Linked DNA regions of Mus musculus: region 2 is linked to region 1. Evidence: chromatin contacts called from ENCODE Hi-C or POLR2A ChIA-PET data. All regions are on one chromosome and are shown on one strand. Each heading gives the region's core, a stretch centred on a gene start or an enhancer-like site at or near the end of the contact. The rest is flanking DNA. Distances are from core to core; before and after follow the strand shown. Region 1 has its middle 18 kb from the start of Gm39783. Region 2 holds the start of 9330198N18Rik (a long non-coding RNA gene).

Evidence for each region. A loop is a pair of places that touch in the nucleus more often than their neighbours do. ChIA-PET counts read pairs that join two places held with the same protein, here RNA polymerase II (POLR2A).
Region 2: a loop to region 1 is called in a map of mouse embryonic stem cell, with 2.0 times the contacts of the local background. The contact joins the promoter of 9330198N18Rik here to the enhancer-like site in region 1. A Hi-C loop is called at or near these places in 1 of 37 maps with a recorded cell type or tissue (mouse embryonic stem cell). POLR2A ChIA-PET finds 5 or more read pairs at or near these places in 1 of 5 experiments (Patski).

Annotation. Positions count from the first base shown.
Region 1 is chr2:30,750,454-30,756,051 of GRCm38, reverse strand. No RefSeq gene overlaps it. Among named protein-coding and RNA genes, the nearest start is that of Gm39783, 18 kb to the left of the region's middle. Within about 2 kb of position 2,542, at least 2 of the 3 ENCODE cell types and tissues checked have a DNase peak (open chromatin) inside an H3K27ac peak, as active enhancers do.
Region 2 is chr2:30,627,728-30,633,458 of GRCm38, reverse strand. It overlaps 9330198N18Rik (a long non-coding RNA gene), which reads right to left and starts at 3,900. Exons shown (of 3, transcript XR_003954017.1): 1 at 3,714-3,900.

The sequences.
Region 1 (5,598 bases), core at 1,293-3,792:
TGCATACAGAGTCCAGGGAGCCTGAATGTGAGGGCTTATTACTGTTTTAAAATGTGTGTAAGTGTGCTGGGATTAGCGAGCTAGGCAAATGTTCTCTACCCTGGACCTACAGCCACAGTCTTCGGTTTTCTGAGACGTGCATGGTCTTGTTAAGTAGCTCAAACTGGTCTCAGGGTCACGGTCCTCCAGCTTCCGAATCCAGACTACTGGGGTTACAGGTGTCTGTCATGCAGCCTCTGGAGACTGATTTCCTCCAGAGCCACCCCCATGTACAGGAAGTGGGACATCCTTATAAGCCTGATTTTGGTGGCTTTGGAGGAGAAAGCAGATCTCTGAGTTCAGGGTCAGCCTGGGCAATTTAGGAAGATCTTGTCTGACTGGTTTTTTTTTTTTTTTTTTTTAGAAAAAAGAGGTTAGACATGATAGCATACTCCTTTAAAATTCTGGCTCAAGCCAGGAGGTGGTAGCACACTCTTTTAATCCTGGCACCTAGGAGGCAGCGGCAGGCAGATGTCTGTGAGTTCCAGGCCAGTCTGGTCTACAGAGTGAGCTCTTGGACATGCAGGCTTATACAAAGAAACCGGGTCTCAAAGAAAGAAACAAGCAAACATTTCAGCTTGGAAAGCAAAGGAACTTGAGGTCTGTTAGGCCAGTCAGGTCGGCACAGTGAGGCCTGGGTATCTGGCTGGGTTGGTAAGAGTATTTGCTGAGCAGGGTGAAGGCCCTGTGTTCCACACACTGGCACCTCATCAACGGGGTGCTCTGTCACACATTTGCAATCGAAACATCCACAAAGTCTTGAGCAATGAAACTGTGGCCCCTGGAGGCCACAGGGACCCTGTGATCCATCCCATTGCAGCCAGGCTATGGGGGATGGGTGGAGGGTGGGGTGGGGACATTCTGGGCATCAGAATGGCTTCCTGGCAGAGAAGAACCTAGGAAAGGTTAGTGAGGCACAGAGGCCCTCGGGAGAGAGCAGAGATGTCTGGGGAAGGGAAAATCCCTCCAGGCTGGATGACCCTGTTGCAGAAGCACACCTGGGCTTCCAGAATGACCCCTCACCAGACCAGTCCTAAGGTAGTGGCCCAGTGATAGCTTCTGACTTGTGAAGCAGGCTCCACCGTCCCCTACCCCCTACCCTCCTGCATCTGTGCGCTCAATCCCTAAGGAGGTTGGGTGCCAGGGTCCTGACAACAAGGCCTAAGTTGTGGTTTTCCCCTCCCAAATCTTCTCTTAGCCAGGTTCCTGGACCGTCTGTTCTGGGCCCCGTATAATCCTTTGAGTGAGGTGTGGTGAAGTGGTAGACTCCAGTCCCACAATCCCAGCTGGGACGCGACCTCTTTTTCCCTTCCCTCAATCTCTGTCTCAGAGACTGTGTGTCTGTTTCTGTGCTGTTCCTGAACACACACACACACACACACACACACACACACACACACACACACTTGATGTGCTAACTAGGAGCTAACAGGCTCTGGGCTTCACTCTTGGTCCTGAAAGGAGCTTGGGATGAACCAGGCTGATGCCCCTGTCCTAGGTGGAGCCTGGGCCCCAGGGCATAGAGCAGAGACTGCAGTGAGGAGATGGGAACTAAACTCCCCACTGGGTTAAACTAGACTTTTCTGCTTCCTGGCTTGACTCTTTAGGCTGGTGATACTCGAACCCCAGTGTGCCCAGCTGTCAAACGGGGAAGAGAAGAGCGGTAAGAGCCGAAGGGGGCCAGGAGGATCACTAATTGCAGGCCTAGCCTGGTCTGTGTAGGAGGAAGATCCTATCTGTGGATGTAGCTCAGTTGGTAGAGGGCTAGCCTGGCATACAGGCCTACTAAATTCAACCCCCAGCACCACATAAAACCAAACACAGTGGCTCTTGCATATAGTCCCAGCACTCAGGTCGAGGGGGCAGAGAATCAGGAGTTCAGGGTCATCATCAGCTACTTAGGGGACTTGGGGTAGGTTTGAGCTATACAACCCATTGCTTCAACAGCAAAGCAAAATAGGGCTGACAAGGTGGCTCAGTGGTTAAGAGCAGGAACTCCTGATATTCCAGGGGACCTGAGTTCAAGTCCAAGACCTGCACTGGGTGGCTCTAGCCACCTGTAACCCCAACTCAGGGAAATGTAACAGCCCTGGGCTCTGTGAGCTTGAGGTCGGCCTGATCTATATAGCAGTGCCAGGCCAGCCAAGGCTACACAGCAAGACTTTGTCTCAAAATAAATAAATAAATAAATAAATAGCTTTTAAAAACAAAAACCCCAGGGGGGGCTGGGAAGCGGTGAGGAGGTAGGTCTGGGAGAGATTGGCACTGTGGCATGTGCTTGGTGGGGAAAGTTTGGTTGAAAATGAAGTTGGCACTGAATTCTGGCTCTGTACGGCAAGAGCTTCAACCAGAAACCAGATTCTGAGGGCAGGTAATGAGGCCGGCAGGGCTGGTTAGTGTGTCTGGACACTCCACCTTCGCTGTAGCCGCGCAGCCCGGCTTCCCTAAGGACACAGGATTCCATTAAGGCAAGGTCTAGACTGCAGGTCTCCTTTTGCTGTGCTGGTCAGGCTGCGGGTTCCTGCGAGACACCGCCCTCCGGGGCTGGCTGGAACTCGACGTTCCCACCCAGCAGAGCAGGAGGCACTCGCTGGAGAGCTGGCCTTTCGGAGCCCAGGGGAGGAGGGCGCCTCCAGAGATGAGTCAGGCCCTCGAAGAGATCCAGCCCCACCCCCAGGCTCCTGGGCCTCTCAAAAGGCCCTGCAGTGCCCAGGATCGACGGAGCAAGGGATAGGGAACAGGCTGTTCTGACTCTGCCCTCGCCACACTTCCTCCCTGGGGCTTCGAGGTTTGGTCCAGAATCAGAGGCCCTCTCACTGCCTCGCACGGGGGCTCCATCCTGAATTAGTTCAACATAGACAGCAATGATGGCTCTGAGCAACCCCAGCCTTCAAGGCGCACCCTCCCCAGCCCACCCTCGTTTTGCCTTCTGAGCCAGTCCCAGGTCCTTTATTGAAAAAAAAAATTAATTAAAAAAAAAACAGATATATTTATTTTATGTATATGAGTACATTGTCGCTGTCTTCAGACACACCAGAAGAGGGCACCAGATCCCATTACAGATGGTTGTGAGCCACCATGTGGTTGCTGGAAATTAAACTCAGGACCTCAGGAAGAGCAACCGGTGCTCTTAATCAGTGAGCCACCTCACCAGCCAGAAAAAATTACTTTTAAAAATTCTTTGTTTTTTTCGAGACAGGGTTTCTCTGTGTAGCCCTGGCTATCCTAGAACTCAAACTGCAGATCAGGCTGGCCTTGAACTCAGAGATCCATCTGCCTCTGCCTCCCCGGTGCTGGGATTAAAGGTGTGTGCCATCACGCCTGGCTAATTAATTTTATTATATGTCATTTATTGTGTGCATGTGTGTGTAGGTCACAGGACAATTTCTGGAACTTGGTCGCGTTCCACCATGTGGGGCCCAGGCATCATTCAGGTCTCCAAGGCCTTTCTAACTGAGCCATCTCTCTGGCCCTAGTTCTCTTTAACCTTGTGGGGGTGGGGTTTGAACCTGTGACTCCCTCCTGCTCAGTAAGCTCCTTACCACTGAGCTATACATCCATCCTTCTTTGTACTTTTTTATTTCTGAGACAGGACCTCCCAAACTTACCTAGGCTAGCTTTGGTCCCCTCTACAGCCTAAATTGTTCAACTTTTGATCCCCCTGCCTCAGCATCCTAAGTAGCTGGAATTACTTGTGTGTCCCTACAGCCCAGGCTGTAAACCTTTTTCTAGACTAAGAATTGAGGGTCACAGAGACAGATCTCCCTGCCAGGTAACCTTTACCTGGGGAATGGGAGATGTCCCACCAGTCCCGAGGCCATCATGATCTGAAGTCTAGCCTGGGAACTCTCTATAGCCAGTAAAGATATGTTGAGGGTGAGGGGCCACTCCGGCTGCCAGACTGCCTCTCACATCTAAGTTTCCAAGAACTTTGTTCATGAATCTTCTCAAAGTCTGGATGCCCAAGAATGGAACCCTTTGAAGGATGCCCTAGCTAGTCAGAACCAGAGTGGTCTTCAAGCCCTTATAATTTAACTTTCCAGATGAAAATTGAGGCCAGAGGTGAGGGGCAGATACCGTAGGAAGTGCTTCTGAATAGCCTCAGACCCCAAGACTCATGTCCTAGAGTGAGTTCCAGTGAGCTTTGGGGAGACAGCGAAAGGGGATCCAGGAGACAGCAGGTTTTATCCAGGTTCAGGAGAGTACTCCCTCACGGGGGGGGGGGGGGGGAGAAGGCACCCTAAGTGAACCATGTCACAGTCTGCTTGCTTTTTCTGGGTCTTCCAGGGTCCCCGAGCAGTCATGCCCTCCCTGGTCTTGGGTTAGGGAAGGGTAGAGGGTAGTAGTGGGCTATGGGACCCTTGGGGTAGGAGGTTTCGTTGCTCTCCCAGATCATGGGGGGGGTCCCTTGATAACTGGAGCAAAGAGACTGTCCCCTCTTCCTTCTGGTCCCCATCTTCCATACAGAGAAAGGGAGGACAGGTCAAAGCCTTGGGGTATCACCCTTTCAGTTTTGCAGCTGGATAATGGGTGGTGTTCAGCTCTGTGACCTTCAATCCTGGCACTGTGTACCCCTCTTCATGACCCTCATTCTTCACATAGCTATTATTTTGAGTGTGTGAGACCCCTGTCTGTGCAGACACCCTTTGTGAGACACCCTTTGTGTAGCAAAAGAAGGAGAGCCCAATCCTAACACCACATGAAGTTTTGAGTTCCAAGGTCGATATCATGAGATAGATACCCCCTTCCTCCCCCTCCCGCTCTCCTCTCTCTCCAGGGTGTGGTGGTTTGTATATGCTTGGCCCAGGTAGTGGCACTACTAGGAGGTGTGGCCTTGTTGGAGGAATTGTGTCACTGTGGGGATGGGCTTTAAGACCATCCTCCTAGCCATGTGGGAGCCAGTCTTCTGTCTGCCTTTGGATCAAGATGTAGAACTTTTCCAGCCCCACGTCTGCTGGGCACTGCCATGCTCCCACCTTGATAACTGAACCTCTGAACCTGTAAGCCAGCCCCAATTAAATGTTGTCCTTTATAAGAGTTGCCTTGGGGGCTGGTGAGATGGCTCAGTGGGTAAGAGCACCCGACTGCTCTTCCGAAGGTCAGGAGTTCAAATCCCAGCAACCACATGGTGGCTCACAACCATCTGTAACAAGATCTGACTCCCTCTTCTGGAGTGTCTGAAGACAGCTACAGTGTACTTACATTAATAAAATAAATTTAAAAAAAAAAAATGAAAAAAAAAAGTTGCCTTGGTCATGGTGTCTCTTTATAACAATAGAAACCCTAAACTAAAACAAGGTTTCTCTGTGAAATCCTGTCTGTCCTGGAATTAGCTATGTAGACCAGGCTAGCCTCAAATTCAGAGATCTGCCTGCCCCTGCCTCTCGAGTACTGGGATTAGTGGTGTGAGCTACCACACTACCAGTTGTTAGCTTTGTTAATTTGACACAGCCTAGAATCACATGGGAAGAGAATCTCTGAGAGATTGCTTTTGTTAGGTTGGTCTATGAGCATGTCTGTGGCTGGAGTTAGGAGGATGAAGGAGGTTTAAGTCAATTG
Region 2 (5,731 bases), core at 2,651-5,150, 120 kb after region 1:
GGGATCAAACCCAGGTCGTTAGGCTTCGAGGCAGGCACCTTCACTGGCTGAGCCATTTTGCTGAGCCAGAGTGCAGGCCCAGGGTCTTTCACTGCACTTAGTGTAAGGGTGTGACCCTCACGGGCTTCTGGGTCTGTCTTTCTTGCTTAGTGAATTATGGATTCATTTCTGAACTGGCTGGATTTGTCTCAATTTGACACAAGCTAGAGTCATCAGAGAGGAAGGACCTTCTTCTCTGATGGAGATTTTTATTTTTTCCAGTTGAGAAAATGCCTCCATGAGATCTTGCTATAAGGCATTTTCTCAATTAGTGATCAAAGCGGAGGGCCCAGACCATTGTGGGTGGTGCCATCCCTGGACTGGTGATCCTGGGTTCTATAAGAAAGAGGACTGGGCTTGGTGGCGCACACCTTTAATCCCAGCACTTGGGAGGCAGAGGCAGGGGGATTTCTGAGTTCGAGGCCAGCCTGGTCTACAAAGTGAGTTCCAGGACATCCAGGGCTATACAGAGAAACCCTGTCTCAAAACAAAACAAAACAAAACAAAACAAAACAAAACAAAACCAACAACAAACAAACAAACAAACAAACAACAACAACAACAAAAAGAGGGCTGAGCAAGCCACAGGGAGCAGTAAGCAGCCCCCCTCCATGGCCTCTGCATCAGCTCCTGCCTCCCAGACCCTGCCTTCAGTTTCTGATCTGATTTCCTTCAAATATGAACAGCAATGTAGAAGTATAAGCCAAAGAAACCCTTCTAAGCGGTATTAATCCACTTGAGGACATTGGTAAGCATGCTGCAGCCTGAGGTACTGAGCCTCGAGACTGAGGACTCTAAGTCTGTCTCATACTAAGCACCGTGCAGACTGGGGATACCAAGCCTGGATCAGCGCTTGCAAATATTATCTTAGCCAGCCTCTTACTTCACAGGCTCCTTAGTTCTCCAGCGTGCGTAAGGTTTAGCATTTTGAAGTCAAGACTTCAGGTTGGTTGCAGTTTCGTGAATAATTAAAAAGCCTGTTCTTGTCTCATCAGCACCCGGTGCTTTTATAATTTTACTTTTATATGTAGGTTTTTACCTGCAATCCATCCCCTTGCAAGGGCTGCTGAGGCTAAGTCTGCCCCCCCACACCCAGTTATTGAACCACTGTCTGCATATTGTTTGATTTACAACCTCTTTTTTCCTTCCTGGTTTGCATGATGCCTTTGGAGTATATCGGAGCCCAGGCACCGAGCTGAAGCTGACAGTCCCGCTAAGGAATTTGGGCAGAATCTAACAGCAACAACCACAGCCAACCATTTTCAGTGGAAAGAGAGAAAAGGCAAGGGAAACTCTGACACAGGGCAGAAAGGAGAAACTCAGGCTGCAAGGCCCTTCTGCCAACTGAACAACCAATTCAGTGACTGACTGAACCACCATGCAGCTACCATGCAGGAGGTGATCACATCCCAAGAGCTCAGGCCAGGGCACAAAGCAGGAGGCTACTAAAATTTTTAAAAAATATTGTCAGCAAGGGCTGACAAGAGGGCTCAGTGAATACAGCACTTGCTACACAAACGTGAGGATATGAGTTCAAATCCCTGGTGAGGCAGAATGAGACTTAATCCCAGCACTCTTGGGACATTGGAACAGCAACAAACAACAAAAAGACACAACTCTTCCAAGGTGGAGGGCCAAGGTTGATCCCCAATGTTGTCCTTTGACCTCCACAGACACACCTGCCTCCCCTCCCCCTCTCTAACACACACACACACACACACACACACAAACCATACATACAAAATAAATATATATTTCCTGAGGCTGGACTTTGCTATGTTGTACAGGATAGTCTTGAACTTGGGTCCTGCTGCTTCTGCTTCTCAAGTATTTACATATAAGCCCTACCCACCATGCTTTGCTTTAAATCACTTAAAATAACCAGAAGAGGAAAAAAGACACCAAGAACTAGGAAGAAGAAACATCTTCAAAAAAGAAAAATAGTCACTGGAGTTAAAATCTCAGTCAATGGTGAATCGGTGGATAAGACACAGCTGAAGAAGCGGGGTGTGGTGGCGCATGCCTTTAATCCCAGCACTTGGGAGGCAGAGGCAGGCAGATTTCTGAGTTTGAGGCCAGCCTGGTCTACAAAGTGAGTTCCAGGACAGCCAGGGCTGCACAGAGAAACCCTGTCTCGAAAAACAAACAAACAAACAAGAAAGACACAGCTGAAGAAACTTCTGGTGACCTGGAAGGCAGAGCTAAGGAAATCACCCAGGACACGACTTGCAGAGCTAGTGATGACATAGGAAGTAGGAAAAGTGAAACAAAGAGAGGGGTCAGGCCCAAGATCTGTCTGGAAGAAGGTCTGGAAGGAGAAAGAGACCATATTTGATGTGATGTTGTCTGAGAACATTCCAGAATTGGTGAAAAACATTTCTCAGATTTATGAATTGCACAGAGCCTGGGACTGTGGCTCCTTGGTAGAACACCCGCCTGGCATGCTTGCCACCCTGGATCCAGTCCTTAGGGTTGTGATAGGAGTGTCTCCTCCCAAAGGGACAAACCAGAGGAGTCTACACCTAGATACTTCTATTAAATATGCAACCGAAAAGGGAAGCTCCCCCCACCCAGTAGGAAATCATCAAAGCAGCACTGATTTCCCATGTTTAGAAAACCTTGTGTGTATGCACATATGCTGGTGCCCACAGAGGCCAGAAGCAGGTGGCTGAACCCCTGGGGCTGGAGTTCCAGGGAGCTGCCCCTCCTGGGTGCTGAGAACCAAACTCTAGTCCTCTTCAAAAGCTGACGCTCTATGGGCTCAGCCATCTCTTCAGCCCCTTGTCTTGACTTTGAAGATTGGAAGCAGTTCTAAGTGTGTGTGTGTGTGAGTGTGTGTGTGTGTGAGTGTGTGTGTGTGTGTGTGTGTGTGTGTGTGTGTGTGTTTAGGCACCCACAAGTGTGCAGGTGCACATGGAGGCCAGATGTTAACATCTGGATACTTGTTTTGATCCCTGGTCTCCCTGGGACCTGAGACTTGCTGACTAGGCTGTCTGGTCAGGAGCTGCCTGTCACCTGCCTCCCCAGCACCGGGATTACAAGTGATTCCTCATGTCAGGCTTTTTACAGAAGTGTAGTAAAAAGTGCAAAGCTAGCACTTTCCCAGCCTGCCATCTCCCCCAGCCCTGAGTTTAAATCAACATTTCCACAAAGTGTTGCATGGGCGTGGCCCCTGGACAGTCCTGCTTTGCCTGACCACAGTCATTAGTGTTCACACTTCCTGACTCTCTCCCTTTAGGGGGATGCTCTTGCAAGATGCTGGCTCGACCAATCCCATGCAGCAGAGATGCTGTGAACCTTTCAGGCCCAACCTTCAGACGTCATGTAGCTCCAGCCGGAGCTGTGTTAGGTCAGTTAGTCTTGTGTCTAGGAGCTGGGTACAGGCTAAGGAGGGTCAGGTGGGGTTGCCCACCAGGGAGGGAGGGAGAGCCCACTGGGTAGCCAAGGTCACATGGTGAGATGCAGGGAAAGACATCATAATGTCTGCCTCCAGTTACAATAGGGAGATGATGGCATCCTCCTCCCAGAGCTGTGGGTACAGCTCACTGGTAAACAGCCTACCTAGCATGCACAAAATCCTAGGTTCTATCTCAAACAACACAACACACACACACACACACACACACACATACACACACACACTCACATAGAAAGGGAAGAAGAGAGATGGGTACCAGGGGAATGCTGGAAGAAGATATCGATCTGCCAAGGACAGAGGGCTTAGAAGACGCCAGCTCTGCCAACATCTCCTCTTAGAATTGTGTCCTCTGGAACTGAGAAAACGCGTTTCTATTTTGTAAGCCAGCCAGCCTGTGGTCCTTCCTTACTGCAGCTCTAGCCAACCCAGGTGAGGGTAACCATGGCAACCAGCCCAGGCAGCAGCAGCAGCAGCAGCAGCAGCAGCAGCAGCAGCAGCAAATGCCCTTGAAGCTAGGCTTACAAAACTGAGAACAGTGAGCAACTAAGTCCAAGGTCACACATGGCCAGGGACAGGACCAAGGTGTGGCTCAACGTCTCAGGAGGAAGAACGCTTTCTTTAGTCATCCGAGACACAGCCCAGTGAGACCACAAACCCATCAGCCACAGGAAAGGCTGGAGAACATTGTTGTTATAGCATAGTCAAGGCAATTAAAGCAAGCATTCATCAGTCTGAACCCTCTTTCAGCTAAATTGCCTTTCGAGAGCGGGAGCAAGGCTGGGAGAGACGGCTCAGTCAGCAAAGTGCTTGCTGTAGCAGTACGGTGCATGCTGTTCCGATGCATGCAAGTTCAGATCCCCAGAACCCACATAAAAACACCAGACATGCTCACGCAGACCTGACAGGAGGGATCCCCGGGGCTTGCTGGGAGCCAATGTAGCCAATTAGTGAGCTCCAGGTTCAGTGAGGGTCCTTGTCACCAAAAATAAGGTGGAGGTGCTAGAGAGATGCCTCTGTGGGTAAGAGCACTTATCCGTGCAAACAGGAGGATCTGAGTTCAAGTCCCCACACTCACATATAAAGCAGGGCCCAGCTGGGTATCCCTGTAACCTTAGCACTGGGTAATAAGGAAGGGTGTACCCCAGGAACTCAGAAGTCAATGGCTAGCCAATCTAGGTAAATGAGTGAGACACACTGTCTCGAGGAAGTAAGACAGAGAGCAACAGAAGAAGGTGTCCAGTGTTAACCTCTGACCTGTACGTACGAGCGTGCGCGCGCGCGCACACACACACACACACACACTCCAGGGAATGGAGGCAAAAGCAACATTCTGAATTCTGATAGACTAAAGAGCATCAGTGCTTGTGGATCTTGGCAGACAGAATGGGTGAAAGATGACAGAGAAGCTGCGGGCCAGCATCAAGTGTGACATGTAAGCGGTCACGGGCAAAGACAGCAAAGCATGACTCACATCTGAGGGAGAATGGCAGCCGAAGTGACAGATGCTGGCTTGGAGCAGAGTAGAAATAAAACACTCCGGAGCGTGATAGTGATAGAGACAGGACCCAGCTCAATCTCGCCACCGTGTACAGGCGGGAAAGCACACAAAAAGTACTGGCTCAGATTATTATTGAAGTCAATCAAGCCCAGAAAGAACTAGGAAGTAATATCGAGGGTAGTAGAGATAGCTCAGTTGGGAGACTACTTGCCAAGAAGTCATGGATCCCTGGGCTTGAATCTCAGTACCACAGGAACCCAGCATGGGGGTACATAACCTGTAATTCCAGTACTGTGGAGGATCGGAAGTTCAGGGTCACCTGTGGCTACATAGTGAGTTTGAAGATGTCTTGGACTATATGAGACCCTGCCTCAAATGATGACATTTTAAAAGTTTTACTTTTCTGTTAATTATGTGTCTGGGTATGTACACATGAGTGCAGGTGCCCTAGGAGTCCACAAGAGGGCGTTGGATTCTCTGAGGCTGGAGCTGCAGGTGGTTGTGAGCTGCCAAACCTGCAAATATATATAGTGAAATGCATATACAATATATATGAAAATTATATATTATAATTTTATATATAATATATATTCATGCATGTATAGTTTATACATATTATATTATTTTCAAAATAAGTTAGAAAAAAGGGACGGATAAAGAAAGCACAGTCAAACCAGGTGGTGGTGGCGCACGCCTTTAATCCCAGCACCCGGGAGGCAGAGGCAGGCAGATTTCTGAGTTTGAGGCCAGCCTGGTCTACAAAGTGAGTTCCAGGA